Regions from separate parts of the Homo sapiens genome. Here region 2 is linked to region 1. A link is a loop called in an ENCODE intact Hi-C map of the cell type or tissue named here. Cell type or tissue: adrenal gland. All regions are shown on one strand. Each heading gives the region's core, and the rest is flanking DNA. Links, peaks and the distances in the headings are about the cores only.

Region 1 (15,730 bases), core at 1-8,000:
CCCACAACACAGTGGTAAGAAATGCACACAGCAGCATACACAGTATGTTCTTGCTTTAAAACAAACTGAAGAAGGAAAAGAGCTCTATGTGTGTGCGCCTGCATGTGTGTGTGCGCTTACACATGCACAGATCGTGTCCAGAAGGCTGCATACCAGTGCTCTGAGCGGTCACCTCTAGGGAATGGGACCAGGAGGCATGAAGGGCCTTCCAGGCCAGTTTCAGCACCTTACAAAAGTAAGGTGGTCCCTTGGAGCCCTAGAAAGCAACAGATATTCGGGAAGTAGTTCCTGGTAGACCCAGCCCTTAAGTCCAAGAACTAGTTGCTCACTGTGTGGGCTGAGGCTGGGGGTCAGTGAAGTCTCGGGCTAGGGAGGGCTCACTTCAGGTGACTGCAGCAGTGTCAGAGGTGTCTAGGGAGTAACCTTGTCAACTGATGGTCAAGGGCAATCCTAGAAAGGTTTTCGACTTCCTGCTGGACAAGTGGAGGTACAGGGTCTTGAGTCATCTTCTTCATACAGGCGGATTCACGATCCAATTCTATTTCTCACATGCTCTGGCAGGCAGCACAGTGGCGCTTGTCCACTAAAGGCTGAGTGCATGCGGAACACCCCAGCTCTAGTACCCAGAGTGGGGCAGCCTTGGCAGATACTGCTGAGTGAACATAGCATTTGCCCACAGAGAAAATGGGGCCCACAGATCCCCAGTGTGTTCTGACAGGACCTGGCCTGATCATGCCACTTGGGCAAACTCTCTGCCCTCCATGGTTACTCTGGAAGGGGGAACACTAAAAGCCTGATGGCAGCTTTTGGCCCCACCTCCGCCCCACGGCAACAGGCACCTGCTCCAGCTGGCTGACGGCCTCCCAGAGCAGTGAGTGCAGGCTGGAGAGCTCGCGGCCCAGGTCGATGTAGCCCTCGAAGCCGGCTGTATTGGAGAGGGTCTCGGGGTTGGAGATCTCCAGCAGGAAGCGCTGCATGTTGGTCCACTCATGCTCTAGGAACTGGTTCATGAAGGACATGTATTCCTCCTTGCTGCCAAATCTGGAGAGAGGGCAGTTGGGTGAGCACTACTGGGCCCAGGCAGGCCCTGCCCAGGAACTCCCTCCACTGGGACACCACCACCCGCTTTCCCCACTATGGCAGGCTCCCACTCCATTCACTCCCCAAGTCAGCTGAATATGCTCTGACCCAGGTCACCAGGGCCCTCCTTGCTCATGGTAAGTCCAGCGATCCTTTTCTGAACCTTTTATCTCAGGACCTGGAATGTTCTGTGTCCCCCATACACTGCCTGTTAACAGTGTCCTTCGGCTTTTCCTCCAAGTTTCACTGCCCTGGTATGCAGATGATGCTCAATCCCTGCTCAACCCAGGTCTCCCAATGAGCTTTCAGGCATGTATTAATATATCTGCAGGCACCACCCCTGGGAGTCCCTCCTACTCAGCCTGCCACACCTGAAGTCATCATCAACACCCAAACCCATGCCCTCCTCCTGAGCTCCCTACCCTAAGTGGAGACCCCACTACCCATACAGATACACCTGAGACAGAATCTCTGGCAGCTGTCAACTCCTCCCTCTTCCTCATTCCCAAATGGCACGGCCCACTGATTTTGCCTTCTAATCACCCCTAACCTTGTCCCTTGCAGCCACTGCCTCCTGTACCCGCTCCCCTCCCTGCGAATTTTCTGCTATTGTTGCTGGAACCACAGCTATGCTCTCCTTTCACGTCTCCTGGCTACCATCCTGCTCCCTCCAACCCATCTGCCCACTGCTGTCAGGGTGAGCTTTTCAGGATCCAGAACAGAGGAAGGCCATCCTCTCCCTTGTTTAAAACCCTCTGGTGGCTCCCACAGCCCTGTCTGGCCTTCAGGTCCCTGCTGTCCTCTTAGGTCTCATCGCCCGCTTCTCCTGACCTGGCACAGTGCATGGCCCTCCCTGGGATGCCCAGCCTCTGCTCCTCTTGAGACAATGAACGCCTCACCCTGACATGCAGTTGGGGGATCATGTCACCCTGGAGGCTTTCCTGTCTCCTCTCCCAACAAGCTGAGAGCCCTCCTAAGAGGCTCGTGTGTGTCTATCACTGCTCTCCTGCTCATTCCACACGTCTCCCTGGCTGAAGTGCTGAGCGCCACCAGGACTGATTCATCTTGGTGCCGTCAGAGCCCAGCACACAGATGGCCCCAGGATGGGGCTCAATCTATGTTTTGAGAATGAACAACAGTGAGACGACCCAGCCCTTCTACTTCTGCCCACTTGCTCTAAGGATGCAGCCAAAAACACCAATAGTGCTTTATCAGCAAAGACATCCTGATAGCCTGACACCAGGATGGTGGTGCCCAACCCAAGTGCCCAAGCACAGGGAATGGATTAAGGAAATATGGGCCAGTCCCCCTTGGAGGAATATTAGTCATTTATTTCAAAACAGGGCTTAATGAATGTTAAGGGATATGTGAGAATCCTTATAATAATACATTAATTCAAAAAAGCAGAAGGAAAAAAATGTCTCATGTCGTCACCTTTAAAAATTAAGAAACATACCAAAATGACATATACCTTGAGTAGAAGGACAGGGTGTGGAGATTTTATTTTTTAAAAAGCGGGAAGGAGAAGGACTGAGGATGACAGGGACAAAACCAGGGCCTGTTTATGGTCTCTGCTCAGCTTGGGGGCAGAAACACCCCCAGGGCCTGCCCTGTGGACACCAGCCCTGCCCAACTCTGCCTGGTGAGGGAGGAGGCACTCACTTGGCAAAGTTGGCCAGGTTCTGGGTGACCTTGGCGATGAGGGTGAGGGTGCGGGCAGTGCGGTCATCAGGGTACTCCTGCAGCAGGTTGAAGAGTGAGGGCGACATGATGGCTGGGCAGAGGAAGCGCAGGAAGAGGGAGGCGCTGATGAGCCGCTCACTGATGTCCGGGCGGCCGCGACTGCTGCACTCCTGCCTCCACGAGGCAAACACCTCTTTCAACTCCCGTGGGAAGACACTGTGTAGGGACAGACAAAGGTGGGCTTGGCTGTCAGGCAGGGGCCCAGGACAGGAGTGCACAGAGCAGGAACCTGCATTCCAACCTTGGCTCTACCCCGCCAGCTGCGTGAGGTCAGCCCCGCTGTCTGAGCTCTGAGGACACAGCCATCTGGGGAGAGCAGTCAATACAGGGTGGCTGGAGCAAGTGCCCAGGCAGGAGGAGGAGCAGGGAGACCCAGGCTCCCATCGGGCAGTGGGTTCTCAGTGAAGGGCCGGGCAGGTGGGATGGGAGGAGGCATGAGGAGCTGGCTCTCCGTCCTAACCGGAATTAACTGCCAAGGGCCAGTGCTGAACCACCTCTCCAGCTTCTGGTCTGGGCCCTCCCCACCTCTCTGCCAGTGTCTACTTCATTTTTCAACCCAAACAGCAGGCATCTGGGTCTAGGGGGAAGTGAGGAAAACAGGAATAGACCACTATTCCTTGGGTTCCCATCACTGGCTTTGAGACTAATTTCCTTTGCTTGAATAATGTCACAGGAATCCAGGATTTCCTAAAAGCTCAGAAAGATCAAGAAGATGGGACTACCCCTGAACACGGTGGGACAACACAGCTCTCCATTCTCTACATGGGGAGGGAAAGGGAGGTAGTGACTGCCCCAGGGTGATGGAGCAAGCCGGCAGAGCTGGCCCTAGACAATGGGGCTCCTGGTTCCACTGGGCATCCTGGCCTGCCATGGTCAGGCCCACCTGGCCAACCCTTAAGTGGGTTTCCTATCTTTTTTCCCTAAAAGATGCATCTCCCAGCCTGGGGCAGGCCAGGCCCCAGTGGTCCGTGAACTCAGTCTACACTTGGCTCTGCCATGAGCTCAGGGTGATCTGACCAAGGCCCTAGCCCTCCTGGAAGGCTTGGGTTTTCTCTCCCCTAAACTGAGAGCAAGGCCTGCCCTGCCAAGCTCACAGAGCCATCGTAAGGCTAAAACCCCAAGGCTACAACAGGCTTGACCAACTTGAAATTTCTTCCCCCACAGGCCCAGCAGCCTGCTCAGCAGGCTCTCCTGCAATGCATGCTGGCTGACCCATCAAGGGCACACCTAGCGGGGAATGAAGGTGAGCCACCTTTAGCCGTGGCTCTCACAGTGCCTGGCACAGAACTGGACAGGGGGCAGGTGTTGAGTGGTGACATCTATCAATGGCCTTGTCCAGAATGGAGAGGTGCCTCTGATAAATGCCAGAAAGAGGAAATGGAAAATCACTGTCCACAAATATGTTTTCCCTGAGTCACATGCCCAGCCCCCCTGGAAGAGGGGGAGGGGGAAAGCACAGCCCAGCTGGGAATGGGAAGTGTGTTCCCAGAGTTCAAGGCCCTACAGTCGCTCTCCTCCACCGGCCCAGGGGTGTGGAAAGCTGCACATTTGTGGCCCATCTTGAGGTGCCCATTTGGCCCAGGCAAGCACCTTGTATAGCCCAGGGGCTAAGGCCCTGGGTGCCAACCCTCCTGGCCTGCCCATTCCCCCTGCCTTTTCTTGTCCTTGGGGAGCAGCAAACACTTCTCTGGCCTTCCTGTGTGCCCAGTCCTGAGGTGGTGGGCTCACCTGCCCCCAGGGTGCCCCAGCATTCACAGGAAATGTTTTAGGCACAGGCACAACCCTATCCTGATGGGATCAGGGCTGCGACAGAGGGTACCAGGTGTGGCCTCGGAGCAGGAAGGGCAGGAGTGTATGCAGGGGAAGGTGCAGGTGAGTGAAAGAGATGAACCTAACAAGGAGTGAGGTAAGGCCGGGGAGAGAGTGGTGTCAGAACAGGCTGTGGACGGAGGCTTGGGTGGGTGGGGGCTGTAAGCCCTGAGCTGGAGGGGGACACAGGTTAAACCTGGGCAGCTCCTCTGGGGTGAATATGAACCCACTGCTTGGGCTGACAGCAAGGCCCTCCCGCACAGTCCTGTGTGCCACCACAGAACGAGGCTATACTCGGCACCAGGCTGGCTGGCCATCACACACATATATCCCAGGAGCAAGCTGGTGGCCGTGAAGTCGGCCTTACCGCAAGTTTCTCCGGGACTGATTCCGGTCCTGCTGAGGGGCCTGTCTAAGCAGCCCACTGCTGCATGCCCTGCTGCTTTCTGGGGCTGGCAGAGTCTGCAGACCCCGTTCTACTTCAAAGTCTAGTCCTTTCTGTTTATTCTCTAGTCCCAGCAAGAGGCCTGCCTGGTGCTCAGGCCCCCAACGTGCCCCTGCTTGGCCCCATCACAAGGCTGTGACATGAGCACCTTAGCTCCCACGGACAGGTGAGGAGCCTCAGGTGAAGCCATCCGCCCACCCCAAGTGGGGGCCCACACAGGGCCTGCCAGTCTCACTCCCGCTGCAGCCCAAGCACCCACAATAGCCCCCGGCACATGAAGGGCGCTCCCTCATCACCAGAGACGGCAGACTGGCGTGTCCAGGTTCTTTCCATCACAAAACCACAGCAACATGCTGAACGCTGCCCCACCTGAGAGCTCAAAAGGGACTAGGCCAGGGGACTGGCAAGTCAGTACAACTCAGGGGCCAGGCAGCATCAGGCACACTGCGGGTGCCAGACACTGAAGGACAGGATGGGGAAGGCGACAGGGTGGGGAGACCTGGGCACCGCACTGACCAGTAGGAGTTGATGATCTTGCAGAAGGCCAGCTCGCAGCACATCTTGAGGTTGCCCTGGTGCTCTGGGAGGTCAGCGGCCGAGCACTTGCTGGGATCCACTTCGCAGTTCTCATCTGACTCATACAGCGCTTTGATGAACTCACCTATGGACAAGTGGGCAGGGAGTGGGGAGTGAGGACCTGGCGGGCCCTGCCCCACCCTCTGCCCTGCTGCTGGCCCACTCCCTACCTAGGGCGTCCTGCAGGTACTTCTGGCCCACTAGCTTGAGGTACTCCTCAATGGCCTTGGTGGCCAGTGTGTTCTCCCGGAAGATGAGGTGCTCGTTGTCCCCGCAGCGGTCCACCTCTGACATCATCAGGTCTGTCAGGAAGTCCTGGGGAGGCAGGAGGTGGAGAGAGCAGGACCTGAGCTGGCCTGGCATGGAGGGCCCTAGGATTCCAGACCTAGCCAGAGAAGTCCTGGCATTTTGAGGCTGTTCCATCACCAAGCTGCGGGGGTCCCGGAGAGGAACAGTGTGCCCACCTTTGGGGGCTGCTGGGGAGTGTGGGCAGGGCAGGGGCCCCCAGCCAGGGTAGGAGCCTAGAACTGGTGACAGTAGAGCCGGGTCTATGGATGGAGGCAGCCTGAATGAGAGCATGCCACGTGGAGCCACAAGCCCCCACCACCACAGAGAATGGACTCATTTCCATGTACAGCCCTGATCAGGCCTGGCCTGGTGACCACAGCAGGACTCGCCTCTCCCCGCACCATCAGTGCCAAAGAGGACAAATGAGGCTGCCCTGTCTCATGGTAAGAATGGCCATCAGTATCCACCTATGACTCTGGTGGGGGCTCCCACACCAGACACAGATGCCTTCTGTGCAGCCCCACTGCCCGGGGAGGTCGTGAGCCACCATGCTCAGGCAGGTGAGAGCAGGAAGTGATGTGCAACTGGCTGGAGAGGGAAGGTGGAGGCGCCACTGCCCACCTGGCAATCCAGGGTAGCAGCCCCAGGCCCATCAGGTCCCACACACAGTGTTGTGGGAAAACCCCAGCACAGGAGCCCGAACCCACACCTTCCCCCTACTCTAGCAACCATGCAGATACTAACACCCTCCCTCAGAAGCCCCCACCTCCTTGTGCTCACAACTAACCTGTGGCTTGGGGGAGGGGAAGAAAATAGGAAAAACTGTCATAGTTTCAAGGGAGGGTGACAGTCAGGGCAGGGGGCCACCTAGCACAGAGCCTGCAAGGTGCCCAGGAGGGGTGGACCCAGGCATCTGTGCTCAAGAAATTCCTCACTCCGACATGCACGACCTTGGGGTCCTTTAAAACAGAACTGAGATCTAGACACAGGAACCCAGGGTGCACAGCAGAGGCACAGAGGGACAGCAGGGGCAAAGGGGAAGCTGTCATTGGCTTCCTGGGGATCATGTGGCCTGAGGACCCCTTCCTGACCAGCAGGCGACCTCCAGGGTCTCATTCTCTGAATACACTAAAGCGGGGGTCAGAGGTGCATCTCCCCCGGGGCTCCTCCAGGGCTCCCGCTCAGGACTGCAGCCTTCCTGAACTCCCGCAATGAGAGCCAGGCCCCAGTGCTGGGATGAGAACTTCCTGAGAGCCAGGACCCAATAAGGGGGAAACCAATGCACACACAGCAGGAAAATGACTTGTCCAAGGCCACACAGCCACCTGGGGCCAGATCTGGTCCAAGTCCCTTGCTTCCCAGACTCCGTTACTCCTCTAGCCGTGGAGACGGAAGAGGGGCTAGTTCCCAAGTATTCCAGGGGTGGGGGCTTAGGTACCTGTCACCCCAGCAGCACAAGTTACTTTCTATGCTTCTATCTACTGCTCCCCAATCCCACTGAGGGCCTTTGGGGTTGGCTGCAGCCCTGACTTCACCTCCCTCCACGAGCACCTGGACATACCTATCATTTCAGGCTGCTTCAGGGAGGAATCCGCTTCCCAGGCCAGCCCCAGCCCAGCCCTGGGAACCAGGTACTGAAACATCAGACACAACTGCAGAAAATAATGCAGCCTCTGCAGCCCCCATCACTCCCTCTCTGGTGCCCATGGGTCCTTGATTCATTCCGTTTCCCAGCATACGTCCCCAGTGTTGACCAGCATGTTAAGGACGGGGCAGCCAGAGCTGGCCCAACGTGCAGCCTAGCCAGCCAAGTCTGAAGGCTGGGGGAGAAGGTGAGGGAGGAGGTAGCTGAGCACTACAGAGGAAAACTGCTCCCCATCGCGGGTCCATGGGGAGGAGGTCCCCGCCCCAGCCCTGCACTTGCAGCATACAGCAAGTGCAAGAGGGAGGGGGGCTGCAGAGGCTGCTGAGGCTTCCAGCCATGGCCTCCCCTTCCAGGGCCTCTAGGAACAGGTGAGAGGGTGAGGGACCTCCACGAGTCTTGTGCCCTGGACTCTGCCCTGGGGTATGGCTCCCAACTGTGCCTCCCCGACCCAGAGCTAAGGGCCTAGGACCTTGACACAGGGTGCCCCTCAGCCACCTGCCACTTGGCTCACAACACGCCACTGTCCAGAGGGCAGAGGCCCAGTCCTTAGCCCAGCACCAGGGTCCATCCACGCTGCAGAGGCCTCAAGTCCAGCCCCTTTTTCCCACCCTCTTTGGCCAGCTTCCTGAATGGCAGGTGGCAAATGTAAAGAGAGAAGGTCGCCTTCGAGGCCCACAGACCATGCTCTACTGCCTTCCTAGGGGCACCCTGGTCCAGGAGCCCATTTGTCCCCAAACCGGGTAGGTGGGGCTGAGGCACGGCTTGCATGGTGGGCTGCTGGGCCCATCTTCGGGAGCGGAAGGTGAAAGGGGTCATGGAGATGGACATTGAGCACCTCTGGCCCTGAACTAGGACTTGCCTGGGTGGGTCTCAGACGATTCCCGCTTCTGTGAGGCTCTGGGGTGGGGCTGGCTAACCCTCGAATAGTACAATTTTGACTGTGTCTACCTGTGTGACAATCTGTGTGTCTGGGTGAGAGTGTGGGGTGAGGTAGAGCTGTGAGGGAGGCTCATCTGTGCATCGTGCTGGGGAGGTCTGCCGAACTCCATACCCCACAGGGGACGTGTGTTTGGCTCACTGCGGCTGGTGGCGTTGTGGGACCTGTGTGCTGGGAGAGCCGTGGCCACCCAGCCTGTTCCCCTGGCGCCTCAGGGGGTCGGTCCTCTGCAGCAGTGGTGGAAGGCACCTCAACCCAAGCCCACTCCCTCACTACCAGCTGCAATCCCATCCACTGGCTCCACACAGGCCTCAGTGATCAGCTCCAGCCACAGAGCAGGAGTACAAAACCCCCAGCCCACGATAGAACTTTTGGGTTTAGGGAGCCCTTCTGGTAGTGACCGGTGCCTCCAAGGCCTCTGTTAGGCCTGAAATGTACGGATGTGAGGAAGGGCAGGTAACCCAGTGCTGCCGCCCAGCCTGTGTCAGGAGCCGAGGGGCCTGCACGCACCTTCACCTTGCCCGTGCTCTGCAGGATGTGCACCAGGGCAGATGCCATCTCCTCCTTGGTCTTGGCACTGAGGATGGGCTCGAGGGCTGCACACAGCCCCAGGTAGTGGTTGGTGATGTGCTCAGCGAACTCTTTGTACATCTCCATGGGCAGGATGGTGATGGTTTGGTAGCGCGCCTTGATGCGGATCATGGGTCCAGGGCCCTTGCCGCCCTTGGGGTTGGGCGTCACCACCGGGTACCACTTCTCCACGAACTGCCGCCCGGCCACCGAGGCAGCAGGTAGGCTCACCAGGCCCAGGTAACTGTTGCGCTCCTTCTTCTTCTTCTTGTCGGTCTCCCGGTACAGGTGGACAGTGACCGTGCGCAGAGGCGGCAAGTTGTGGAACTCGAAGTGCTCGCCCCAGAAAACATTGTCCGTCTTGAGCTTGCCCGTGGTGCGGGCATAGAGCACATCGTCCAGGCACAGCTCGCACAGGTACTTCTTCTTGGCTGGCAGGTCCTTGGCCTCGATCACCCACAGCTTCAGGATGTGCTCCACACGCCGGCTGTTGTCCTGTATGTGCACGGGGGTCCAGGGTGGTCAGCTGGGGGTGCCACGTGCAACCCCCAACCAGCCCAGAGCCTGAGAGAGTCCTCAGACCCAGGAGGAGCTCTGAAGGTGGAGGCGGCAGCGGGCGCCTAGGCCCTAAGTCAGGATGAGGCAGGGCATGATGGACAAGGGCTGGATCTCTGGTCGACCTCACAGAAGCTCACTCACCTTGGGCAAGCAACTTAACTGGAGCCTTGGGTTGCTTGTCTATGAAACGGCACTAAGGTAAAACCCCCATCTCATAGAGGGCGAGACTGAGAGAGGCCAGCACAACGCCTGACACGTCACAGGCTATGCCATTATTAACTCTTCCTTAATATGCTGGTCTGTACTGTAACTTAAGAGATGGCTATGGTGACCAGGACTTGGTCAAGCCCTCAAGTCGGCTAGGGAGACAGATACAGAAGCAGGGATTACAGTGGGGGCTCCCAGGACCTAATGGGGGAGCCCAGGGGCAGTGGGAACACAGAGGGCACCAGCCTGGGACAGGGGTCCTCACCTGGAGGAGGGGCAGACATCTAAGGTGGAAGGGGAAGATGAGCAGAACTCAGCCAGGGGCTGGGGAGTAGGGACAAGGGGTCCCAGCAGAAGGACCCCAGGGTCCAGCACTCATTTCCCCAAGCCCAGCCTCAATGTGTAGCTTAGAAAACAGAGGCACACAGCACCTGTCTCAACCTGGTCAACTCAAACGTCTCTTTCAGAGTCCACCAATATTGTCCACTCGGGCCCTGCCTCCATGCAGGCTGACCACCCCCAATCCCAGCCCACACCACAGAGATAGTCTCTCTTGTTTCCTCCTATCTGAGCCTACCTTCAATCCCCCATGCTTTGGTGAGAGGGGCGCAGGCTTACCTTGTTGGGATGCACCGCTCGCCGGAGGTTCTCCATCCACTTATCCCGCTCAGCTGCAGACCGGCAGGAAAAGCACTTGCTTCCTGATGACGTCGTCACCTGTGGGGAGCAGGCAAGACAGTGTTATGAGGGAAGGGACCACAGCAAGGGCAGGCAGTGATGGAAGAAGACCTTGGAGGCTCAGGGGACTCTGGCCATCAGGTCTGCATCACAGCTTCAGGAAGGAGCCAGGACAAGGCTCATATGACGCCTCTACTTCATGTTTTGCAGGTGGTACACTTGAGAGCCACTGTCCCAGGGCAAGTCAGCAGCCGGAGAGTGGCCCCATCCTGCACGAGCAGGCTCCTCACTCGTCCCTCAGTGCCCTCTGTCCAATAGGAAAGCATCTTCCTAACTCTAACCTCCCTCTCCCTGAGATGGGAAGAGGGAATGAACGAAGACCTTGCCCAGGTCAGAGGGCAATGCTTAACCCGAGCGTACTTTCCCTAAAGGCGGAACCACAAGAACCAAGGAGACAACTAAAGGTAGGTACCAGAATCCCCTCAGTCCTCAGCTGACAACTCTGAGGGTTCTCTTCCGTCAAGCAGCAGTGACAACAATGGTAATATAAGCCTGATATTTTTTATGCCAGACTGGAGAAATGAGACTCGGACTGTCTGGATGTGCCAGGCCCTAGGGTCCCCAGTCCCTGACCCTTCTCCTTCCCTCTCTGTCTGACTCTCACTCAACCTCTGGTCCAGCTTAGACATCTCCTGCCAGGTAAGGGAGCCAGTCCGGGCAATTCCTGCTGTGTGTTTCCACTGTCCCCAGCAGCAGACCCGGGTCTCTGCAGGGGAAGCACACTCCTCACACGGCATTCGAGGGCCTGCACCCTCCACAGAACCCCCTGCTGTGAACCAGCAGACAGGGCCATCTTCACCCTATCCCTGGCAAGGAAGTCAGAACCCAGATCAAGCCTGGCTTGGCCAGGAGTCCTGAACCAGAAATGGTCCCCAGTGGGCACAGGGTATGGGGCAGGTGCCAGGCACCATTCTGTTTTTTCCCCAGGGCTGGGGGTGCCAGGAGATTGTCACACTAGTCCCCAAGTGGCTGCTTTTCATTACCAGGCTCATTCCTCTACAAGAGAGCTCTCCTAGTTATGCATGATTATTGGGGGTAGGAATCTTCCCAGAAACTGGTAGGAAGCAATATGAATAACTGCAGAAGCAATTAGTAACTCCCAGGAACACCTGCAACAATAGTAACCCTGCTCCCGGCTTGGTCTCAGCCTTGCTGTGTGACCTCTGATGTCTTTGTGCCTTCTCTGGGCCTCAGATCCCCCATTTCCTATGAGGGACTGGACAGGTCATCCCCAGGTGGGTCACTGGCTCTCTGCATTCAAACCTCAGGTCGCAGAATGCCAGGGCAGGACAGATTTGGGCTCTCATTGTTCACAGTGGGAAACAGGCCCAGACAAGGGGAGACTCTCTGCTATCCACACTGCATTTGGGAGGTGAGCAGGCTCTAAGACATGGGCTCTGGTGCTTAAGAAATTCAGGCTTTTCCCCTACTCACTGTCATCCACTGGGGGCCCCAGCAGCTTCAGGCTAGCATGGAGAACAGGTGCTGGCCCATTTCCAGAGAACCTAGAGAGTAGGAAGGACAGCCTCCACCCCAGCTCCACCAGGTCTCTTAGGAGCTGAAAGCTATCGGTAACTACTAGCCACTGTCCCCAAGACCCTGGCCCCTGCTGAGGCCACAGCAGACTGGACTCCAGGAGGATGTCTGGAGGAGACCAGCCAGGCCAGGAGAGGATGGGGTGTCCACCCCAACCCCTGTGATGGGACCCACCTCGAAGCAGTAGTCCTGGCCAAGGATGCTGCTGTGCACGGGCTTGATGACCACCTCTTCCTCCATGCTGAGGTCCAGCGCCTCCACCGCACTGCTGGGGCTGAGCAGGGACTCGTGGGAGCGAGACTCCTTCAGCCTCGGCATCAGATGGGACCTGGGGTGGCAGTAGGTGTGTCAGGTGGGCCCCCACAGCCCGGGTCAAGCTGGTTGCCATGTCCCACCCATCTGCCCTGGCCGTGCCCCTTCCAGCAGGCAGCCACTCCTCTCCACTCTCTCTCCTTTCTGTCTTAAGACAGATCTGGGGGCAGGGCTGTCACAGAGACTGGTGGGAACCTCCTCCCGACTGCAAGAGTCTGGCTGGGGGCTCAGCCTCTCAGAGAGCAAGAAGGTGAGGATTAGGCGCCACTCCGGGGTTAATATTTGCAAGTGAGCCTGCGGGGCCTGGGCCAGCTTGGCTCCTGAGAAGTCTCAGAGACCCAAGGAAAGCCCGCCTGACCCAGGCAGCTGTCTGCAGTTCTGGGCGCTTTCCCATTTCCCCTCTCTTTTGCACTGGTCCTTGTCCAAGACTGAGCAGTCACTCTGCCCCAACATTTATCCAGCATACCACTGCCAACAGCCCTTCCTCATACACTGTCCCACACCAGCAGACCCACACGAGGGAAAGCCACAGGGACCCTGCTGCTCCCATCTTACAGATGAGGACAGCGAGGCGAGGCGAGTCTCGAAGCAGAAGGGATGCAGCAGTCTCTGCACAGTACCCAAGACACACACTCCATCGGGGTCCCCATGCTGGGACTCAGGGCCCAGGTCAGTGGCTCCGACACAGGCACAAAGAGCACAGGGCTGATGCCACCCGGCACCCAAACGCAGACCAGACCTGGGCCCGCTGCTCCCCTGCTGTGTGGCCCTGGGGAAATCGTTCTCCTCTGAGCCTGTTTCCTCAGTGCATCACAGGGAAAGCACCGCAGATGACACCTGCTCTAGGGTTAGGTAAAGTCTCTCCAAAGTCAGCAGCACAGAGCAGTGTCCTCTTAGAGCCCCCAGCCCCCACGGTGGGACAGAGGAAAAGCGTGAGGACAGGCTGGGCCTGCTAAGACCATCTCTGGTGCAGAAGCTGAGCCCTGCTTGTGTCCAGGGCTCAAACCCTGGGGTTGGTGAAAAACCTACTCCAGGCTTAGCCCACATGGACCTCCTACCCCCAACGCCCTATGCCCTTTGGCTCCTGGTTCCAATGGTCCAAGTGCTCAGTCCATCATTCTCTCCCTGCCTCGCCAAACCAAGACCCCTACCTTGGGCTATGCTGAGGCTTGGTCCCTGACCTTGAGGGGCTCGCAGCTTGGCAGAGCCACCAGACACTTCCCTGTAGGATGCATACCCTGTACACTCATTTCTGCGACTGCCCCGGGTCAGCGGGCTGAGGCCCACTCCATGGGTGCTCAAGAATCCAGAGGTGAGCAGGAAGAGCCCTGCTCAGAGGGACTCAGGCTGACAGTAGCCACCCTCCCACCCCAAGCTCCACATCTCCATGGCAACAGCCCTCTGAGCATAAGAGCCCTCCCCAACATGGAGTCCCATGCTAGATGCCGTAAGGAGTCAGAGCTGAGGGAATCCCAACCCTTAGATACCCCACAGAGGCCAGCCCAGGAGCCCCAGTCAACCGGCTCCCTCTGCCTCTCCACACCCAGCACGAAGCTGGCCTCTGAAAGCAGAGGGAATGGGCAGAGCCAGAGGAAAACTGTGAGACAAGTTCAAGACAGGGGGGAACCCTCCCCAACTCCCACAAGGACTCCCACCTGGGGCTTCCCGTTGTGGCCTAAGCCCATGGACAAGCCCAGCATGTGCCTCTGCTCCTCTGAGGCACTCTCCCTGGGAGGTCCAGTTCACAAAGGGGCACTGGCCTACCTGCCACGCCACACCGCCACACCACCACATCACACCGCCACACCGCTGTGTTGGAACAGGCCTCTTCTCCTGATAATCCCTCAAGGCCTTGCTCGAGCGGCCTGGCCTCCTCCCCATCACGGCAATGACCAGTGCCGTGGGTGGGCCTGCCCTCCCTGGGCTGAGATTCCACCTGAGCCGCCCACCTCCCAGGGTGGACTCCAGGCCTCCCTCCCACATGGGGCTTCATACCTCAGTGGAAGAGACGCCCTGCCTGATAGTAGGGAAGTCACACTGGCTGGGATTGGGCTGCTTTCTGGCCTAGCTTGGAAAATCTCTGCCAGGTAAGGATGCTGGGAGCCAGGGAGGGTGGGGTAGGGACCCAGGAAGTACAGAGCGGGGAGCTGGTGAGCTGAGGCCGCCTCCTGCCTGGGGCGCATGAATGAGCTGGCTGTGGAGAGGAGAGGCGAGGCATGCTTCAGCAGGCTGGGCCTGCCCAGGGAAACCCAAGGAGACCCTGGTCCTGCAACCCCAGGAGCCCAGCAGGCCCAGGCCAGACCCCAAAACAGCCAGATCCTGGAGTCTGTGGTTGCAGAGCCCTCCCCTTCCTTCCCCACCATGTCCCACAAGCATGCTCTGGCTGACCTGGAAAGGATCCTGGCAGAAGAGAGGGCTGTAGGGAAGCTCAAGGCCCTTAAGACACCTTGGACTGGCCCGGCCTACCTGGGCAGCCATGACCCTCCCCGCTTCCCTGGGAGCTTCTCCACGGGGTGGGATGTAAAGCAGAGGCTGCATCCATCCCTGCAGCCCAAGCTCTCTGGGAGGAAGAGGAATAGGGGCAGGGCAGGCCCAGGGAGGCCCCAAGTGGTTCCCGCAAGCTCTCCCAGGCTACTCCTTCCTGGATAGTACAGCAAGCGGGTGGGTGGTGGAGGCAGGGCCAGTGGACCCGTACTCTCTCACTCACGTTCCTATGCGTTTCCTTCCTGACCAGCCTGGAGTCTACAGGCCCTGAAACACAGTGTCCTCGGTCCCTCCCTCATCTGGGCCCAGAGGGAGCTGGTCTGCTGTGACCCTGCCAGGGTGTGCCCATGGTGGTAGCTGATAAGATGAGGGGGCTAAGGAAGGAAAAATGGTCATTTGGTCACTTCCTGAACCCAGCAGGACCAATTCAAGGCCCAAGAACCACCTCTCTGGGAAGCCAGCCCTGTCCTGTGCTTGCAGCAGTCCCTGGCCACTTCACAGCAGGGACTGCTTGCTCCATCAGTCACCCAAGGCAGGCTTCTCCCCTACCCTGGCTTCATCCCATGCTGGCATTGTTGGGCCACTTCCTTTTTCACCTCCAGCCTCTGCCTTGCCAGCCTAGGGAAGCAGCGCATTAGAGGCAGGGCAGAAGATGGGTACCAAAGACTGCCCAGGCTCCAAAGGGGCAGGGATAGGCTCAGCTTCCCTACCCGGGACGCTCAGGTGAAAGGAGGGAAGCAGGCACTGGTCTCTACCTCACTCCCATTCCACTCCCAGGAAGGGATGCCTGTAGGCACCCACC
Region 2 (16,209 bases), core at 3,695-11,694, 89 kb before region 1:
CCTGTGCTGTTCTGCTTTATAAATCTGGGGCTTAGTGTGGCTGATTCAGGGCTTATGTAGAATCTTCAGGTGACAGATTGAGATGGGTAAAGTACAGAAGCCTTGAGCCCTTGTCCATAGATTTGTCCTCAGGGACTCATCTGGTGAGCATTTCCAGTGGGAAATTGCTTCTGGACAGTAGTGATGGCTTCAGCCTGTACTGTTGACATGCTGTCATCCTTGGGTCATCTGAGCATGACACCGTCAGCTGCCTGGACACTCCAGGAGAGGGCAGTGCCGAGGGCCTAGCTTCCCCTCCTCCTTCTGGAGACTAAGAGATAGGAAGATGAGGACACGTTGCTGGTGGTATTTCTTGACATGTGGAGTTTGTTCTCTTTTAGAGCAAGCAGGGACCCACATTGCTGTGCAAGGTCAGGCTGACACACAATGACTATAATAAAGACCACCTGTTTTATAGATGAGGACACCGAGACTCAGAAAGGTGAAATGTTTTAACCAGGGCCATGCAGCTTCCAAGTGGCAGAGCCAGGCTACAACTCAAGACTTGCTCTCCTGGCCAGGCACAGTGGCTCACGCCTGTAATCCCAGCACTTGGGGAGGCCGAGGCGGGCGGATCACCTGAGATCAGGAGTTCAAGACCAGCCTGGCCAACATGGTGAAACTCCGTCTCTACTAAAAATATAAAAATTAGCTGGGTACCTGTAATCCCAGCTACTCAGGGGACAGACGTAGGGAGAACTGCTTGAACCCAGGAGGCAGAGGTTGCAGTGAGCCGAGATTACAATACTGCACTCCAGCCTGGATGACAGAGCAAGACTCTGTATCCAAAAAAAAAAAAAAAAACACTTGCCTTGCTTTTCTAAAGTTCTTGCTCTTTCCAGCCTGTTAGACCCATAACTAACCAAATGGCTGAACTTACAGGAACCTGAGGATCTAACCTCACTTACATCACTGCCTTCTCTACCATGGCTCCATGCCAGTCACCCTGCGGTAGTTCCAGCTGTGGTAAGGGAGGACATTCCAGACCCAGAACACAATCCAAACAAAAACAATGTCAGTCGGTTCAGGCTGCTAGAACAAAAATGCCACAGCCTCAGTGGCTTAAACAACAAACATTTACTTCTCATGGTTCTGGAGGCTGGGAAGACCAAGATCAAGGTGCTGGTAGATCTGATGTCTGGTGAGGACCCAATTCCTGGTTTGCAGACGGCTGCCTTCTTCTATGTTCACATGGTGGAGAGTAGAGAGGAGGCAGGCTCTCTAGTGTCTCTTCCTAGAAGAGCACTATTCCCATTCCCAAGGGCTCCACCCTCACGACCTAATCACCTGTCAGAGGCCCCACCTCCTAACACCATCACATTGGAGGGATAGGATTTCAACCTATGGATTTGGGGAGGACAAACATTCAGTCCCTAACAGGAGTGGAGGAGAGATAGACAGGACAGGTTTCAGGCTGGCAGTGACATGTCACTTCCCATTGTTGGCAGGAGCTGCAAACTCAGCAGCAGCAGCCTGTCCATGGCTGCCGTGGACATCCTCTACATTGACATCACACGGAGGTGGAACTCCATGACCCTGGACCAGCGGGACTCAGGTATTTGACAAATGCCTCTGCCATGGCCTGTGGGGGTCCTGACAGGCATGGGTGGTATATTTTCTGTTCCTTCTTGTCAAGGGTTCAGATGGGGGAAGAAGATGATGCCATCAGATCTAGACATAATCCCAGGGATTGAGCTGAATTTAAATGCTGGAGCACTGTCTGCTACCGAATTCTCATACCACCGTTAGCATTCCTTGCCTTTGCTTAAGGCTCAGATTCCATCCATACTGGGAACACTCAGTTATTCATTCATTTGTTCACCCCTCACACACATTTCCTGAGCAGATGCTGGGCCCAGCCTTGGGTGGGCTGGAGGGTATAGTGCTTGGTTCTCGTCCTGAAAGAATTCACTGTAGCATTGGGAGGCAGATGAGAAAATGATGCTAGGTAGTAGGATGCCTGGCTCGGAGGGAGAGAAGCTCAGAGAAGCTATCCGGGAACTCAGCGGAGGAGCTCCTCATCCAGGGAGGGCCAAGGAAGACTTCAGGAGAAGGGTGTACGGGATCAGCTGGTGAACAGGGCTGGGACAGACACTCTGGCAGGGCTATTGCCTGGCCGTGGCCTGGACACAGGTGAGGCTGTTGAGCTTAGACCATACCAAGTAGCCCAGATGGGCTGGAGCAAAAAGGGATGTGAGAAGGGGTAGAGATGGGGTTATGGGAGCTGTCAAAGCCTTGAATGCCACACAAGAAAATTTGATCTTGATCCTCTAGGTTCTGTGGTGAAGGGTTCTGTGAGAAGAACCCACCTTTAGGTGGATGAGTTTCCTATCTTTTTTCTCACAGAGGGTGTTTCTCTCTCTCTCTTTTGTTTTTTGTTTGTCTTTGAGACGGAGTCTCACTCTGTTGCCCAGGCTGGAGTGGTTGCAGTGGCACGATCTCAGCTCACTGCAACCTCTGCCTCCCAGGTTCAAGCAGTTATCCTGCCTCAGCCTCCCAAGTATCTGGGATTACAGGTGCAAGCCACCATGCCCGGCTAATTTTGTATTTTTTTTTTTTTTTCAGTAGAGACAGGGTTTCATCATGTTGGCCAGGCTGGTCTTGAACTCCTGAGCTCAAGTGATCCGCCTGTCTTGACTTCCCAAAGTGCTGAGATTACAGGCGTGAGCCACTGCGCCCAGCCCAGAGGGTGTTTTTCTAAAAAAATTATAATAACCATAACTGATATTTGTACAGCTCATCACAAAACTTCAAGGTCCTTTCATGCATATTTCCTCATTAAATGTCCCGGTAAACCAGTGCAGTAGGCATTATGAGTCTCATTTCACAGACGAGTAAACTGCAGCTCAGGTGACACAGATCACACAGGAACTGTGAGCCCGCAGCACCCTGGCACCCACGCCACGCCCTCTTCTGGCTGCCTCCCTCCAAAAGGGACGCACAGAAGGGAGGCACCGGGTCGTGAGGAGTGGGGCAGCTTGCTCCTGTGAGTCTGTGGAGAGGACATGAAGTCAGGTTGGGAGATCCAGATTAGAATTGATTATGCCATTTCCTGCCCATGTCAGCTTGAAAAGTCATTCCACCTCCTTATCTCCAGTTCCTCATCTGTAAAATGGCGCCAACAATCCCTGCTCTCCAGGGTGGCTCTGAGGTCTTTGGAGTCCTCGCTGATGGTGCGAGGCAGTTTATCTTATTAGTGGACACCCCTTGGGGAGAATCCTGGGGGCAGTCTGCCTGGCAGCTGTTGCACCCCTAGCCAATCCTGCCCTACACCCATGTGGGCCAGAAACTTCCCAACTACAGAGATGCAGCCGGTCCTTCCTGCAGGGCACTGGCGCTCAGACATCATTTGCTGTTTGGCTTTGTGTTTAGTAGTGATGCTCCTGGCTGCCAGTTCTTGGCCAATTCTTATATGCCAAGCACTCTGCAGGCACTTTACATGTGCAGCACCGGCTAGAATTCTCCTAGAGGTAGATATGATTATCTCCATTGTGCAGAGGAGGAAACTGAGGCCTAGAGAGGCATGGCTGGTGGATAAGGTTCAAACACCAATCCACCCGAGCCCGTTCCAGGTTGCCTTCTCCTACTCACTGGTCCTAGAGTGAGATGACCACCGAGCTCCCTGCAGCTCCCCTTTCTTTAAGTCAAAAGCAAAACCCAGGAAATAGCAGCAGTCATTGAATCAACAAGATGAGTGCCTCTATCGCATCTCTGCAGTTGGCAGCTCCCTTACAGCCCTCCCTGGCAACCAGGAGAGGCGTGAGATGGAGCGTCTTCAGGAGAAGTAGGCAGATTAATTATCATTTCGAGGACTGAGAGTGCTCATGTGACAATCGAGCAGCGGCACTTTCTGCTGACACCTTCAGAAAGCAAAGAAGTGTTTGCTCTGTGAGCTGAATGTGGGGAGTCATCCAGGATCCCACGGAGGGGGCCAGATGAGGGGGTGGGAGTGGCAGTGGAATTATTAAATATTGAAATTGATCAGGAGTAGCAGCAGGAAGCTATTTATCATGTTTTATTGCTGCAAACTAGCATTACCATCTGGCCCATTGTTAATTCTGAGTAGTTTTTCATGTTTTGTTTGCCTCTTAAATTGCTCCCGGTAAGCGGAATCCACGGGGGCTGTCCGCAATTCAAGCTCCGGTGAGGTTTTCTGGGGTCTGCCAGGGTCTCCGTATTCTGCTGACCAAGCTATGGAAATGAGAAAAATACTTATTTTTAGCACATACTGATAAGCAAATTCAGGGCTGGGATCTCCCAGGCCCTTGGCCAGACCTCAGCCCCTGACTAGGTGGAATAGTCATCACCAGGTGGAATAGTAGTAACAGCAGTTTTGAGATTACTTCACTTGTGCATATATCGCTGCAAATTCTCACGCCAGGCCTTCGAGGTGGGCAACAGCACCCCTTTTTACAGATGAGTACCCTAAGGTTCCAAGAGCAAAAGTGACTTGTCTAAACTCCCACAGCCAGGGAGCAGCAAAAGAAGGCAAGATTTGAACTCAGTCCTCCTACCTCCTCACCCAGGGTGCTCTCCCCCCATCCAGGGCTACACCAAGCAGTGCTTGTTCACTTAAGTGATACAGAGGGGGCAGGGCTGGTGAAGCAGGAGTCAGAGGGGACGGCAGCAGCGGGAGGATAAAAGTCAACTCACAGGGCCTGCTGGGAGGACAGAACTGGAGCAGAGAGGGTGCCTGTCCAACCTCCTGTCTCCCTTTCCTCCGTCCTCTGAGTTTTCCTCACTCCTGGAAGGAAATAGCAGGGCCTGGGGGTCTAGGAAGTGGGCCTGGGCATGAAAGCCACACATGGGAAGCCTTCTGTGCCTGTGGTCTCAGGAGCCACTGCTGGTGCCAGCCAGGGCCCAGTTCTTGCCTCCTTCTCAAGGCTGGTCCAAGCCCCTGATTCTCAAGGAGAGGGGCATCTGGAGACAGCCACCTTCTTAGGACCGTTCAGGAAGCTACTGAGTAGCAAAAGGAGCAGTCTGTGGTTAAGTGGTCGTTCTTCCTTTTGCCAAGTGTCAGCAGAAAGACCAGAGGGTCTTCTTTTCTTCCCTCCATGGTGTGGATCCAAGGGGTTCGAGGCCCTCAGATCCAGTTAGGTACTGGCTGGAGGTGTGGGTGCCATGCTGAGGGAGACGGCTTTCCCCATCCCACAGCTGCTGGGGGCTGAAAAGAAAGAAGCCTGTGAAGAATGATAGAGCCTGGGTTCTCACGCTCAAAGAACACGTACTCATTCATTCATTCATCCATTCAACTAACAGCTAGTGAATGTGTTACCAGGTATTGTGCCCTGCAGGGATATAAAGATAAATTAGGTACAGATCCTAGCCTCTTAAGGGAAAAAAAGAGACCATTTACTGAACATTTATGTGAGACAAAAATAAAAAATGCTTGCTAAGAATTACCTCATTTACTTCTCACACCATCCTGTGAGATAAGCATTGTTATTCCCATTCAACAGATGGAAAACCTGAGCCTCAAAGAGGTGAAATTACACAGACACGTCAAGTATTACAGTGGGGGCCAGTAGCAGTGGCTCATGCCTGTAATCCCAGCACTTTGGGAGGCTGAGATGGGAGGACTACTTGAGGCTAGGAGTTCGAGACCAACCTGGGCAACATAGCAAGACCCCGTCTCTATTAAAAAACTTAAAAATTCACCAGGCATGATGGCAGTTGCCTATAGTCCCAGCGACTTGGGAAGCTGAGGCAGGAGAATTGCTTGCACTCAAGAGTTCAAGGCTGCAGTGAGCTGCAATTGTGCCACTGCACTCCAGCCTGGGTGACAGAGAGAGATCCTGCCTCTAAAAAATATATTACAGTGGGGACCCTAGTATTTGAATAAAAACCAGTCTAACTTCAGTGTCTGCTGCCCTTTCCATTATACCCAGTGCTCTCAGTCACAAATGAATATGACATACAGTTGACGATTGCAATAGTATATGACCAGAGCTATCATGGGGGGAAGCAACAGAGGAAGGTTGCTGTGAGGGTTAAGATAGAACGCATACAAGGCACGTAGCATGCTGTGACCCAGAAAAGCCACCCACTGTGCATTCTGTATCCTTGAGGGCCTAGCACATGGCCTGGAACATGCAAAGCATCTCGCCCAGTGCCCAGTTAATGTTTGATGAGCAGACAAATGCAAAAATAAAAGATGCCCTGCATCCTCAAAGCAGGGAATCCTGAGTGTGAGAACCGTGGCTCAGAGTAGAGGTGGTCTCTTTGACAGGGTCTCCCTCCCCTCCTCTGAACGCCCATTTGGACTGGATCATCACCCATACCCAGTGCCTGCTGTGTCAAAGTGCTAAAGCATCTTCCCCTCTCCCGCAGCCAGCCAGACCTTCCTTCTGCCGTTATAAGACTTTGGTGCCCACTGAAGGGGTTAACCAGATCCCTGATGCTTGAGACCTTTAAGAACAAAAATAACCTGCAAAAGGAGACCTTGCTATTGAAATGGAGAAGAAAAAATGGTGCTTAAAATAATTAGGAAAAAAATAAAAACTAGTGAGAAAAAGCATGCACATGATGAAATCTAAAACTCAAATAATCCGTTTAAATAAATTTGCTTTTGATTGTTTGTTTTGTGTTTTATTAGACCTCAGGTGCATAGAATTAGATTAGCCATCACCCATCACCCTGGGTTCATGAGACACTTCCATCATGATCCACGCATAACCTACTTTTATTTAGTTAGCTTTTTAAATTAGCTATTTTTAATAATGGAATAAGCATCCGCAAACTCACCACTCAAAACAAAAGCTAGAATTTGACAGTGACCTACATCTAATATGTGGCTCTCCCCACCTAAGGAACCCCCCGTCTGCACCCTGGGTTCATCATTCCCCAAATGGGCTTGCCTTCACCTCTGTCAGAATGTCAATGGCTCTTCAAGAGCTGGATGGAATTTAGTAACATGTAGCTTATGCTCTCCAGCATGCCAATGTTAATTGTCATTTAAAAAAAAGATAAGAATTTTAATTTTCACTTCTAGAATTTCCAGCAGGACACAGAACTCTAAATGAGGATGTTATCAGCAAAACTGGGATGTCGTAGCCCTCGAGTAGCCCTCTCATTGCCCAGAATTCAAATAAAGAAACAAATTTGTCAGTGAAGATGCATTTATTTCATGTAAATTGCACTCAGGAGGTCCTTCTTATCATGGAGACTTTGCCCTCAGCTCTTTCCAGAGTGGAATTTCACATCTCCGTGGTAAGAGATGAGGACAGCATCAAGATTAGGCAATTAAAGGCAAAATCATGGTGTCAGCTGTGAGAGACAAACATTTTACTCGCAAAGGTAACATTTGAGCTGGGCAACCAAGAATCTTGTCCTGGTCCTAACAAAAGACCAACATCTGGGGGCTTCTGAACTTTGTTTACTTCAAAGCCAGATGTTTTTGCTATTTTAAGATATAAGCTAAAGGTCCCTTTCAGTAACCAAAGGGAACATGAGAGCAAAGGAAGAAAAAACTGACTGTGGAGTCTTCCCCACGTCCCCTTCCCATGAGAGCTCAAACACCACACACCTCTTGCTTGGAGAGGGAGATCTAAGAATGGCATTGTTTATTATCTGACATATGCTGAGTGCTCTTTGACCAAAATAAGAAACATTTCTTCCACTGCTTGATGAGCTACATGCCTGCCTCCTGAGCTATGTGCCCAGCTCCGGGGGCTGCCTTGGGTTGACTTGCTATATACCCAAAGCCACAGTCTCCAGAATCAGACAAACTGGGCTTTCAATCTGCGCTTGGTCACTTGCTAGCTAACCTCAGGGAAGTTAGGCAACTTCCTCCAAGCCTCAAGTTCATCAGGTGTAAAGTGGAGATAATAATGGTGCCTGCCTCCTGGAAACCTTGGGATGGATGAAATGAAACAAAACACGGAAAGCGCTCAGGGCCATGTCTGCCTGTGGAAAATGCTCAGGAAGCGGGTCTGCCCCTAGTGTGATCCCATTGCTCCTACTGCACTACTTTCTCGGGAAGTGCTTCTGGGGCACCTACCCCTGCCAGCTGCTCTGCAGGTGCTGGGGACAGAGATGGGAAGAAGGGCCTGCCTCACAGCCAGATGAGAGGGTCAGGACGTGGCCGCAACAGACTCTCCCTTGGTGGCTGACAGAGTGCCAGGCCCTCCTCATCCCACCCTGGCGACAGTGGGGACAGTGAGGCTGGGGAAGACAGAGGAAATGTGGTGCTGGCAGCCTCGTCCATGGCTGTGTGAAGCAGGAGCCCTGCCTGCTCCCATCACTTACAGGCCTGTGCCGGCCCCCAGCTGCCTGCAGTCACTGGTCTCACAATTCCAACCCCAGGGGAGGACATTGGCGCATTTCAGGGCCTTGAGAGCTGGACCCCTGTCCACTCTGCATCCCCACTCATCACTAGCCTCACACTCACTCCAGCCAGAATGGCCGGCCCCCTCAGGCCCCCACCTCTGCAGGAACCCCCTCTCCTTGCTCACCACCACCCCCCAGGTCCCCTCCCTCACAGAGCCTCCCCCAGTGCTCAGGCTGGGCCCAGTACCGTCTCACCTGCTCCGCAGCACCCAGCGCTGCCCTTGACCACAGCACACATTGAGTACTGTGAAAGGGCCTGGACATCTGCCCCCGACATGAGGCCAACATCCAGGAAACAGAGCTGTTCCCGCCTGCATGAGGCCAAGCACTGAGACTGGCATCTAGCAGGTGCCCTGCTACACATGTCCCATGGACCAGGGCTCAGCCGCGGCAACCCACCAATCCCATGGGTGTCTGAGCCTCATGACCATCTCTCAGCAAAATCCCTCAGTCACCGACTGCGAGTCATCTGACGCCTCTGCTCACATCGGCTGGAGTAAGCCCCAGCTGAAATGTATTTGGTTAACGATGCACTGAAATATTGAAGAGTATTTTCATTTGGAATGTTGAGCGCAGTCTCCTTTATACATAAACATGGCTTGCCCCCTCCCCCTGAAATACAGGAGGCCTCGGATAAGTAGGCCAGTTTCACGCAGCGCCTCGTGCGAGGTGTCTGGCACGAACGATGTTCTTCAGCCTTGAAATTATCTCGCAGTCAGATGGGCCTCTCTGGATGTGTGCCCTACACGCTTACAAAATAGTTGGCGTCAGAATTATTTTTAATAAAAGCAAGAGAGCCAGCAGAGATGCCGGCTCAACCTCCCCCTCGCTCACCCAGACCCTGATCTCCCAGGCCTGCTAAAGCCACTTCTGCACCCGTAGTGCCACCAGACTAGGTGGAGTCACACCCGCTGCCCCTTTGTCGGGCGAGTGCCTGTCCTTCCTCATCCTCAGTCACCTTGAGGGTGGAGAGAATAGGATCTCTGCCCATCGTCTGGCCCCACCCCCCAAAAACAGACAAAGGGGAGAAAGCTGAATTCTTTTTGATGTAGGCCTCCCCTCTCCCTACACTTGTTGCCCACCATCCCCAGATCTTGTAGGAACAGCAGCCGCAGGATCCAGTGTTGTGTAGAAAGCCGGCAGCTGAGTTAGACAGGCCGGGTTTCAATACTCTGCTACCTTCCCTCGGGAAGCCCTGAGAGGGGGCACTGCACCTCTGGGAGCCTCAGTGTCCTTTGAAATGGGGCAATGACATCTACCTTGGGGCACTGTCAGGATTTAGTGATAAAGTATGCACCTGGCCCAAACAGTAGCTTTTTCTCTGTCTAACCACCACCATCCTTCCTGGTGGGTGTGTGTGTCACAGATTACAAACCATTTCCAAAGTCACTTGTCCACACAGTGCACACACTCCCAGTGAGCTCTACCGTGACCCTATATACAGAGGAGGAAACCAAGGCTCAGAGGGCTAGAAACAGCTCCACAGGCAGGCAGGGGCAGAACAGGGGCCAGCCCCGAGTCTCAGTCCTGGTCTGCCTTGCGCAGTGACAACCGTCACAGGCACATGAAGATGTGAGCCCCGTCCCGGCCCTCAAATTCTCCCAGGCCTGAGAATTGGGCAGAGCTGTGTTTAGTAGGATGGTCTGGCCCTTGGTCTTGGCTAAGCCTGGCGTTAACAACAACAGCATGTCCAGGGAGCTCTCGGGGCTGTGAGGGCTTCCCCCCCACCACTCCTCTCATCCATCCGTTCCTCCCACAGCCTGGAGCAGGCAGTAAATTGTTTGCACACACTTTATTGTTGCAAAACACAGCACTCAGTGCTCCCAACTGCACTGAGGGGAGGAATTTCTCTTATTCCAGATTTAGAGCTGTGGAAATAAGGATGGGACGGGTTAGGGGCCACCTCCAATAGCCCCTGCAGTGCTCAGGCTGAGACCCAGGTCTCCTGACTGTATCTTCTCCAGCAGGCTCTCTCCTAATGCAACTGCCGGTGATTGACGCCAACACCAGCTACATTTATCAAGCACCTAACACAGGCCAGGTGCTGTAAAAGCCTTTTTTAAAAAATTAATAGGCTTAATATTTTTAGAACATATAGTTACAGAAAAAATTGAGCAGATAGTACAGAATTCCCATGCACTCTCCCATTCCCATGCACACAGTTTCCTTATAACACCATCTTGCATGATTGTGCTGTTATAATTAATGGAAAAACCTTGGTATATTATGATCGACTCAAGTCTGTAGTTTGCATTAAGGTTCACTCTTTGTGTTGTACAGTTCTGTGGGATTTGACATTTGACAAATGTAGCCACCATTACAGTGTAATACAGAATAGTTTCACTGCCCTAAAAATTCCCTGTGCTCCCCCTGTTCAGCCCTCCCCTCCGTGAGCGCCTGATCTTTTTACTCTCTATAGTTTAGCCTTTTTCAGAAAGTCATATTGTTGGAATCATATCGTATCTAGCCTTTTCAGACTGGCTCTTTTCACTTAACAATATGCATTTAAGGTTTCTCCATGTCTTTTATGGCTTGCCAGCTCATTTCTTTTTATCTCTGAATAATAGTCCATTGAACAGATATGCCACAGTTTGTTCGTCTATTCACTGACTGAGATACACCTTGCTTGCTTCTAGTTTTTGGCAATCATAATTAAAGCTACTATAAACATTCGTGCGTGGGTTTTGTGTGGACATAAGTTTGTAGCACGATTGGGCAATTACCAAGGACGTGATGGTTGGATTGTATGGTGCAATGGTTAATTTCAGGTGTCTACTTGACTGGAGTAAGGGATACCTAGAGAACTGGTAAAGCATTAGTTCTGGGTGTGTCTGTGACAGTGTTTCCATAGGAGATTGGTGTGTGAGTTAGTGAACTGGATGGCGAAGATTCACTCTCAATGTGAGTGGGCACCATCCAATCAGCTGGGGGCCCAAATAGAACAACAGCAACAAAAAGGCCAAGATGACTCTCTTTCTCTTTCTCTCTCTCTCTTGCCCACCACCTCCCCACTCCTCCCCCTTCACTGCTCCCTCATGGAGCTGGGACACTCTTCTTCTCCTGTCTTTGGACGTCAGAACTCCAGGTTCTCTGACCTTTGGAATCCAGGACTTACACCAGGTCCTCCCCTCACCCCCACCCCTCCAGCTCCAACTACTTAGGCCTTAGGCCTGGGACTGAGAGTTACACCATTGGCATCTCTTGTTCGTGGGCCATCAGACTTGGACTGAGCCACACCACTGACTTCCTAGGGTCTCCACTTTAAAGATGGTCTGTTGTATGTGGGACTTCTCAGCCCTGAGCCAATTCCCCTAATAAATCCCCTTTCACATATCCATATCTATGAATATCTATATCTATCTCTGTATCTATCTACATCTGTATCTATTTATCTCTCTGTCTATATATATATGCAGTGAGTCTTCCATATCCATGCATTCCACATGTGCAGATTTAAATCAGCCATGGATTGGTAGGTTTTTTTTAAGAAAAATAAAAAATAATATAACAATTTTAAAAATACAAATAAAAAATACAGTGTAACAGTTACATAACATTTACATTGTGTTAGGTATTATAAGTAATCTAGAGATAATTTGAAGTATACAGCAGGATGTGCATAGGTTATATGCAAATACTACACCATTTTATATAAGGAACTCGAGTATCTGCAGAATTTGGTAGCGGTGGGGTTACCTGGAACTGATCTCCTGTGGATGCTGAGGGACGCCAGACTGTCTTCCAAAGTAGTAGTACCATTTTGCATTCCTACAGTAATCAATGAGAGTTCTTTTTGCCCCACATCCTTGTCAACACTTAGTGTACTCAGTTTTTTGGATTTAGCCATTTTGATAGGTATATAGTGCCACCTCATTGTCTTACTTTGCAATTCCCTAAAGACATTTGATGTTGAGTATCTTTACATACGCTTATTTGTCATCTGTATAACTTCTTTGGTGAGATGTCTGTTCAGCTCTTTTGCCCATGTTTTAATTGAGTTTTTTTAATTGTTGAGTTTTAAGAATTCTTTGTATATTTTGGAGACAAGTTCTTTATCAGATATATATTTTGCATATACTTTTCTCCCAGTCTGTGGCTTATCTCATTTTCTTAACAATGTCTTTTCAGAGGAGAAGTTTTTAATCTTAATAAAGTTCAACTTAACAATTTTTTTCCTTCATGAATCTTGCTCTTGGTCTTGTGTCTAAAATTTTATAGCCAAACCCGAGGTCATCTAGATTTTCTCCCATATTATCATCTAGAAATTTTATAGTTTGTATTTTACACGTAGGTCTGTGATCCATTTTGACTTCATTTTTGTGAAAGGTGTAAGTTCTGTGTTTAGATTCTCTTATTTATTTGTTTTGCTTATTGATGCACAATTGTGCCAGCACAGCTTGTTGAAAAGACTAACCTCTCTACATTGAATTGCATTTACTCCTGTGTCAAAGATCAGTTGACTATATTCACAGGGGCCTACCAGGACTCTCTCTTCTGTTCCATTGGTCTAGTTACCTATTCTTTTACTAATACCATACTGTTTTGATTACTAGAGCTTTATAGTAAATTTTGGAGTTGAGCAGTGTCAGTCCACTGACTTGGTTCTTTTTCTTCTTCAGTGTTATGTTTGCTATTCTGGTCTTTTGTCCTTTCATATAAATTTTGAATTAGTGTGTCAATATCCACAAAATAACTTGCTGGGATTTTCATTTGGATTGTGTTGAATCCATAGATCAAGTCAGAAAGAACAATAATGATCTTCCTATTCATAAACATGAAGTAGCTCTTCATTTATTTAGATCTTCTTTTTATTTCTTTCATCTAAGTTTTCTAGTTTTCCTCATATAGATCTTGCACATATTCTCTTAGATTTATACCTAAATATTTTATTTTATTTTGGTGCTAATGTAAATGGTTTTAACTTCAAATATGTTTTTAATTTCAAATTCCATTTGTTCATTGCTAATATATTTTTAAAAATTGACTTTCCTATAATAACCTTGTATCCTTCAAACATACTATAGTCATTTGTTACTTCAGGAGGTTTCTTTGTCAATTCATTGGGATTTTCTACATTGACAATCCACTGAACACAGAAAATTTTATTTCTTCCTTCCAAATCTCTATACCTTTCATTTCCTTTTCTTGTCTTACTGCATTAGCTATGACTTCTAGTCCAATGTTGGACAGGAATGGTAAGGGGGGGGACTTTTTCTTCCTGATGTTAAGAGGCAAGCGTCTAATTTATTTCCATTAAACTATAAGATTTTTTTGTAGATATTGCTTTATCAAGTTGAGGAAGTAATCGCATTGGTCATGGTATATGATTCCTTTTTTTTTTTCTTTTTTTTTCCTTAGCGATAGGGTCTTGCTCTGTTGACCAGGCTGGAGTGCAGTGACACAATCTTGGCTCATTGCAGACTCAAAGTCCTGGGCTTAAGTGATCCTTCTGCCTTAGCCTCCTGAGTGGTTAGGGCTACAGGCATGTGCCCCCACACCTGGCTAATTTATTTTTAAAAATTTTTTGTAGAGACTGGGTCTCACAGGATTGCCCAGGCTGGTCTCAAACTCCTGGACTCAAGCAATCCTCCTACTTTGGCCTCTTAAAGTGTTGGAATTATATTGGTGCCCAGCCTGTGATTCAATTTGCTGATATTTTATTGAGGGTTTTTGCATCTATGCTCAAGAGGAATATTGGTATGCAGTTTTTCTTTCTGGTAATATCATTATCTGGTTTAGGTATTAGGGTAATGCTGGCCTCACAGAATGAGTTAGGAAGTGTTTTCTCTGCTTCTGTATTCTGAAAGAGATTGTAGAGAATTTGTATCATTTCCTTCTTAAACGTTTGTTAGAACTCACCAAATGAAGCTAGCTGGCATGGTGCTTTCTTTTTTGAAAAGTTATTGATTATTCATCTAATTTCTTTAATAGATAAAGGCCTATTCAGATTATCTGTTTATTCTCGTGTGAGTTTTCATAAATTATTTCTTTCAAGGAATGGATCTATTTTATCTAATCAAATTTGTAGACATAGACTTATTTGTAATATTTCTTTATTTTCCTTTTAATATCCATGGGATAAGTAGTGATAGTGATGATCCCTCTTTCATTTCTGATATTAGTAATTTGTAATTACTAATTAGTAATCTAATAACCTTTTCTCTTTCTCTGTTGTTGCTTTTTTTGTTTGCTTTTGTTTGTTTGTTTTTGGTTAGCTGGGCTAGAGATTTATCAATTTTATTGATCTTAAGGCTTTTCAAAGAACCAGCTTTTGGTTTTATAGATTTTCTCTATTGCTTTCTTCCTATTTTTAATTCATTAATTTGTGTTCTGATTTTTTTTTTTTTTTTTTTTTTGAGACGGAGTCTCGCAGTCTCCCAGGCTGGAGTGCAGTGGTGCGATCTCGCCTCACGGCAAGCTCCGCCTCCCGGGTTCACGCCATTCTTCTGCCTCAGCCTCCCGAGTAGCTGGGACTATAGGCGCCAGCCACCACGCCTGGCTAATTTTTTGTATTTTTAGTAGAGATGGGGTTTCACCTTGTTAGCCAGGATGGCCTTGATCTCTTGACCTCGTGATCCGCCCGCCTCGGCCTCCCAAAGTGCTGGGATTACAGGCGTGAGCCACCGGGCCCGGCCTTGTGTTCTGATTTTTATTATTTCTTTCTTTCTGTTTGTTTTGGATTAAATTTACTTTTTTCCTAGTTTCCTAAAATGGAAGCTTATTGATTTTAGATCTTTCTTCTTGTCTAATCTATTGCTATAAATTGTTCTTCTAAGCACTAATATCACTGGATCCCACAAATTTCAATAATTTATATTTTAATCTTCGCCTAGTTTAAAATATTTTTAAATATCTTTTGAGATTTTTTTGGACCTATATGTTGTTTAGACATGTGCTACTTATTCTCCAAATATCTGGGGACTTCTCAACCGTCTTTCTGTTATTGATTTTTAGTTTAATTCTATTGTGGCCTGAGAGAATTTTTTGTATGATCTCTATTCTTTTAAATGTGTTAAAAAGGTGTGTTTTGTGGTCTAGAATGTAGTCTGTCTTGGTGAATATTTCATTTGAACTGGGAAGAATGTATATTCTACTCTTGTTGGATAAAGTATTGTATACATGTCAATTAGACATAGTTGATTGATGGTGCTGCTATGTTCAACTATACCCTTACCAATTTTCTGCCTGCTGGATCTGTCAGTTACTGATAGAGGGGTGTTGAAGTCTCCACCTATAATAGTAGATTTATCTATTTTTCTTTGTAGTTCTATCAGTTTTGTCTCACATATTTTGACACTCCATTGTTAGGTGCATACATGTTAAGGATTATTATGTCTCCTTGGAGAATTGTCCCTTTATCATTATTACTCACCTTTATCCCTGATAATTTTCCCTGTTCTGCAGTCTGCTTTGTCTGAAATTAATATAGCTACTGTAACTTTCTTTTAGTTAGGGTTATCATGATATATCTTCCTCCAACCCTTTGCTTTTTTATCTATCTTTTTTTTGTTGTTTTTACATTTAAAGTGTGTTTCTTTTTATCTTTAAGCTGTGTTTCAGTTGGGTCTCGTTTTTTAATCCTCTCAACAGTCTCTGTCCTTTAATTTATTTAAACCATTCACATTTAAAATACTTATTGATATAGTTGGATTGATACCTATCAATGTTTGTAACAGCTTGCTATTCACTGACTTGTTCTTTGTTTCTGTTTTTACTTCTCTTTTCTGCCTTTTCTGGTTTTAATAGAGAATTTTGTATAATTCCACTTTATCTCCTCTTTTAGCTTAGCAATTATACTCCTTTTTAAAAATAGTCATTATCCTAGAGTTTACAATTAGTTTC

What was found. Hi-C counts contacts between places; a loop is a spot of excess contacts. Peaks named below come from ENCODE experiments on the same cell type or tissue, not always from the same donor. Only the 100,000 strongest peaks of a DNase experiment are listed, where the experiment ranks them.
Region 2: a loop joins it to region 1, with 1.9 times the contacts of the local background. A loop is called at or near these places in 9 of 110 quality-filtered maps.

What each region holds. Positions count from the first base shown.
Region 1 is chr9:121,753,743-121,769,472 of GRCh38, reverse strand. It overlaps DAB2IP (DAB2 interacting protein), which reads right to left. Exons shown (of 16, transcript NM_001395010.1): 4 at 12,307-12,460; 5 at 10,477-10,575; 6 at 9,034-9,588; 7 at 5,824-5,968; 8 at 5,594-5,738; 9 at 2,743-2,979; 10 at 840-1,041. Among named protein-coding and RNA genes, the nearest start is that of DAB2IP, 110 kb to the right of the region's middle. RefSeq lists a silencer at 5,449-5,743 and enhancers at 13,799-14,382, 14,505-15,120. In adrenal gland, for the core only: no CTCF peak of the experiment used is centred there; DNase peaks (open chromatin) are centred at 4,102 and 4,352; H3K27ac peaks cover 3,444 bases.
Region 2 is chr9:121,845,722-121,861,930 of GRCh38, reverse strand. It overlaps TTLL11 (tubulin tyrosine ligase like 11), which reads left to right. Exons shown (of 9, transcript NM_001139442.2): 8 at 1,488-1,594. Among named protein-coding and RNA genes, the nearest start is that of DAB2IP, 200 kb to the right of the region's middle. In adrenal gland, for the core only: no CTCF peak of the experiment used is centred there; no DNase peak of the experiment used is centred there; H3K27ac peaks cover 1,387 bases.